Regions from separate parts of the Homo sapiens genome. Here region 2 is linked to region 1. Evidence: chromatin loops called from intact Hi-C (ENCODE). Cell type or tissue: transverse colon. All regions are shown on one strand. Region 1 overlaps RREB1 (ras responsive element binding protein 1). Region 2 overlaps LOC101928004 (a long non-coding RNA gene).

Region 1 (2,500 bases):
GTCACCTTTCGAACACATCGAGGACTGCTGCGTCACAACGCGCTTGTCCACAAACAACTTCCCAGGGATGCAATGGGCAGACCTTTCATACAGAACAACCCTTCAATTCCTGCTGGCTTCCACGACTTAGGATTCACGGACTTCTCCTGTAGGAAGTTTCCTCGCATTTCTCAGGTATTCTGATCAGCCCATGGAAGCAACCAGCAACTGCCTTCCATGGTCCACACAGTTAGACCATGGGAACTTCCTCTCCTCAGGGTTTCTTTCCTTAAAATGTCGGTTGGGCTTTGTCTTTTTTTGTAACACCTTTTTTCTTAAAATTATTGTTGGCCCTTTCGGTCTCCCTTGGGTTGTTGGGTTGAGAAGGCTGCATAGGCTTGTTTGGGGTTGAATATCCTATGAACTGTGCATCAGTCTAGCTCTTCTGTGCCTTTTGTCCGTTCTTGGGTCTTTGAGGTTTAAGTTGTCAGTTGTAGACCAGGCCCCAGTGGCTCACACCTGTAACGCCAGCACTTTGTGAGGCCAAGGCAGGAAGATCATTTGAGGTCAGGAGGTTGAGACCTGCCTGGACAGCACAGCAAGACTTTATCTCTACAAAAAATTTAAAAATTAGCCAGGCGTGGTGGTGTGCACCTAGTAGTCCCAGCTACTTGGGAGGCTGAGGTGGGAGGATCACTTGAGCCCAGGAGGTTGAGGCTGCATTGAGCCATGATCGTGCCACTGCACTCCAGCGTGGGTGGCAGAGAGAGATTGCCTCAAAAATAAAATAAAATTTTAGGGCCGGGCGTGGTGGCTCATGCCTCTAATCCCAGAACTTTGGGAGGCCAAGGCAGTCGGATCATGAGGTCAGGAGTTCAAGACCAGCCTGACCAACATGGTGAAACCCTGTCTACACTAAAAATACAAAAATTAGCCAGGCGTGGTAGCATGCACCTGTAATCCCAGCTACTCGGGAGGCTGAGGCAGAAGAATCGCTTGAACCCGGGAGGCTGAGGTTGCAGTGAGTCGAGATCGCGCCACTGCACTCCAGCCTGGGCAACAGAGCGAGACTCCGTCTAAGAAAAAAAAAATTTTTTTTTTAAATAAAATAAAAGTGGTGAATTGTAAAACACCCCAGTCCTATGATAATCGGAATTCGTGGGATTTTAAAAAAAAATCTTTCTTTACTATCTGCATTGCAGCTAAATATTCCAGCGTTGTGGTTTCTATTAAAAACAATTTGGGTCATTATTGACCTGAATAAGAAAAGAGCCATATATATTCACTGCTAATAAAGCACCTGCTAAAACTACTTTGAAACTGGCTGGGCACAATGGCTCATACCTGTAACTCCAGCACTTTGGGAGGCCAAGGCAAGTGGAACACTTGAGGCCAGGAGTTCAAGACCAGCCTGGCCAACACAGTGAAACCCCGTCTCTACTAAAAGTATAAAAAATTAGCTGGGCATAGTGGCACATGCCTATAATCCCAGCTGCTGGGGAGGCTGAGGCATGACAATCTCTTGAACCCGGGAGGTGGAGGTCGCAGTGAACCCAGATCATGCCTGGGTGACAGAGCGAGACTCAGTCTCAAAAATAAATAAATAAAACTAAAACTGCCTTGAAATTATTTTTTTCCCCATTTTAAAAAGTTGAGATAGAAGGTATCAACAGTGTTGTTGTTCAAGTGTACAAGGTACAAACTCAATGGATTGTTCCATATACACACACCCATGTGTGTGCACCCCCCAGGAGACATTCCTCATAGACCCTCCTAGGCAGCATCCCCCTTCCACAATCATAGAGGGGTAGGGTAGCTGATTCTCCAACATCTCTGGACCTCAGTTTTGCAAGGCACCCACTTTTACAAAGAGAATTAATTCTACCCTTGTGGTATTGTTACTTAACTATACTTCAGAATCTCTAGTGAGATACCCTGTGGGTTGATATCAGTTATCACGCAAACATGATTCTTAAGATGCTTTGTGGATTTCCTTATTCAGTCCAGTGTGTTAGCAAGCAGGAGAAGGTCAACTTTTTTTTTTTTTTTTTTTTTTTTTTAAGGCAGAGTCTTGTTCTGTTGCCCAGGCTAAAGTGCAGTGTGGCATAATCATGTGTCACTTCAGACTCAACCTCCTTAAGCTCAGGTGCTTTTCCTGCCTTAGCCTCCCAATAGCTAGGACACAGGCATGTACCACCACATCTGGCTAATTTTCTTATTTTTTTTTATAGAGACAAGGTCTTGCTATGTTGCCCAGGCTAGTCACAAACTCCTGGCCTCAAGTGATCCTCCCGCCTCAGTCTCTGGAGTAGCTGGGACTAGAGGCATGAGCCAACACACCTGGCTAATTTTTTTTTATTTTTTGTAGAGATACGGGATCTTGCTATATTGCCCAGGCTGGGAACTCTTTATGTTATGGGGAAAGGCTGTGTACTGGGATAAATGTACAACAAATACTTTGTGCATCTCCGTTTAGTGATTATTTTTTCAATCTTCACATGTGTTCCCTTGCTTTTACCGG
Region 2 (2,500 bases), 510 kb before region 1:
CTCCCCCTCTGAACCCCATGCTTCGAAGGCCCTCCTTCAGAGCTGGCCGAGTATCAGCTCTGGAATTCTTGCTGGGTTCAGCGTTTCCTTTGTCTCTTGGGCCAGTCTTCAGGTTCCGACAAGTGGGTGAATTTTCCCTAAATTTTCATGTAACACAAAAGGAACTTCTGTGCTAAAGAACTTTGTGGGGGGTGTGGTTTCTTGCTTGTGGCTTGGGTCCTGTCACTTATGTCCCTCTGCTGAGCTGTGCTAGAGGAAGGATTGAGAACCCCTGCTACAGTCACAAGCCTGGAGGAGACGTGGGTGAGCAGAGGTGCCCCGGGGCCCCACTCAGGACACCTGAGTGCCAACACCAGACCTGCTACCCTGGGCTCTTGTGCCTCATTCCCATCACTGTGGGGAAATACAAAAGGGCAAGGGGTAGGGGCACAGCTTGGTCTAGGATCAGGATTTCTCAAACTCAGAACTACTGATATCTTCGGACAGAAGATTCTTTGTTGCAGGGATTGTCCTGTGCATTGTAGGATGTTTAGCAACATCTGTGGCCTCTACTCTCCTACAGTTATGAGAATCAAAAATGCCTACAGACATTGCTACATGTCCCCCAAATGGGGCACCCAGCCCCCAGTTGAGACTCCTGGTATAGACCTACGCTGTGTAATCCAGAAGCCACATGTAGTCATTAAGCATGTGACTAGTCCAAATTGAGATGTGCTTTAAGTATAAATGTACACTGGATTTCAAACATTAAAGAACAAAAGAATGTAAAGTAACCATGAATATTAATATATTACATTTCGTTTTATATCATTTGTTATAATACTATTTTTTCATACATCAAGTAGATTAAAATGTATTAATTTATTTCTTTTTTTTTTTTTTTAAGCTTTTGATAATGTGGCTACTTAAAACAACTGAAATAACACATGTGGTCCCATTGTGGCCACATTAGATTTCTACTGGCCAGCGTGGGACTAGACTCAGGCTAAGGTCCTCCCAACTCAGGTAAGTCCCAATTCTGTGAGTTACTACTGCAGGAATAAGAAATCATTTTCCAGCACTATCTGCAGATAGCTGAGGCGTAACAGAGTGTGGACACAGAATCCCATCAGAACATTTCCCAAGTGTTTGAAACTCTCTCTTCCATAGTAAACTAAGCAAAACCTGCAGCATCAGCGTTTAGAGGCTACACCCTACTCCATCCCACAGAGGAAGCAGCCCCAACTGTCAACATCCTGTTCTGGCAAGCCCAGGGATGCAATAGGCCCTGGAAAACCCCATGCAGAGGCCCGGGGAAGCCAGTCTCACTGTGGAAACTTTCCACTCCTAGCTACCCATAAGTAAGAGAGCCTGGGACCTGTACTTCTCTAGCCAGGAGAGCCAGCTTCTCATGGGAACTGGTGGAGTGCTTCATGATTTACTATCTTTCCACACACATCACCCTTTCTTCATTCCTGCAACTGTCATGCAGCTGTGAACTAAGATGTCTCCATTTTATATGTGGCCAGTAGAAATTTTGCTCCAGAAACTCAATCACAAGAAATATTCATTTCTTTTTTTTTCTTTGAGAAAGTTTTGCTCTTGTTGCCCTGGCTGCAGTGCAATGGCATGATCTCAGCTCACTGCAACCTCCACCTCCCAGGTTCAAGCGATTCTCCTCCCTCAGCCTCCCCAGTAGCTGGGATTACAGGCACCCGCCACCATGCCTGGCTAATTTTTGTATTTTTAATAGAGACGGGGTTTCACCACGTTGGCCAGGCTGGTCTCGAACTCCTAAACTCACCCGATCTGCCCGCCTTGGCCTCCCAAAGTGCTGGGATTATTGCCAGTGGGCCACTGGCCCCCTGTGCCTGGCCCATTTCTTCATATTGATTGAATTAAATGAATTCTAAGCCCAGATGCCACTAGAGTGGTCAGAAATTCAACCTCAGCCCTTTCTCCACTGTCCTGTCTCATCCCAGCTCCTAAAGTTGTTCCAAAGGCAAAGGTCCATGACTGTGAGCAAAGGAGAACATGCATGGTGGCTTCTCTGGTTTTCCTCCCTGGTCATCCTTACTAGATCATTGTCTTGGCCCACCTGGTACCTTAAAGAGATCTGTGTGCTGCTCACAGGATGCACCACCCCTTTCCGAGGCTTGGCCACCTCTGGGAGCTGTGACTGACAATCCAGGACTCGAGTTCCTAGCGACCCCCCTGAATTCCCAACCCGACTCTCCCCTAGCCACGGAAAGCAACCTGTCTTGTCTCTGCTGGGCAGCTAGCTCTCCTTGAAAACCAAACCAAACCAAACCAAAAGCACCAGCCCTCAATGGCCTTGTCCTCTCACCCCCCCATCCTTAGGCACGAGCTAGCGTGATCTCCTGTATGACTTTAAGCTTTCAAAATAAAATCCATGAGGGAAAATCTGCTTAAGTCCTACATCACAAACCTCCTAAGCAAGATGAGGAGCTCGAAGGCTGGGCAGCTTTCTGGGAATGGAGGCATGAAAGACCACAACAGA

What was found. A loop is a pair of places that touch in the nucleus more often than their neighbours do. Peaks named below come from ENCODE experiments on the same cell type or tissue, not always from the same donor. Only the 100,000 strongest peaks of a DNase experiment are listed, where the experiment ranks them.
Region 2: it touches region 1 in a loop (4-fold over the local background); 19 of 110 quality-filtered maps call a loop at or near these places.

What each region holds. Positions count from the first base shown.
Region 1 is chr6:7,226,483-7,228,982 of GRCh38, forward strand. RREB1 (ras responsive element binding protein 1) reads left to right here. Exons shown (of 13, transcript NM_001003699.4): 9 at 1-174. Among named protein-coding and RNA genes, the nearest start is that of SSR1, 85 kb to the right of the region's middle. In transverse colon, no CTCF peak of the experiment used is centred here; no DNase peak of the experiment used is centred here.
Region 2 is chr6:6,716,924-6,719,423 of GRCh38, forward strand. All of the region lies in intron 2 of LOC101928004 (a long non-coding RNA gene), which reads right to left. It overlaps LOC101928047 (a long non-coding RNA gene), which reads left to right. Exons shown (of 6, transcript XR_001743949.2): 4 at 887-1,005. Among named protein-coding and RNA genes, the nearest start is that of LY86-AS1, 95 kb to the left of the region's middle. In transverse colon, no CTCF peak of the experiment used is centred here; a DNase peak (open chromatin) is centred at 1,258; H3K27ac peaks cover 736 bases.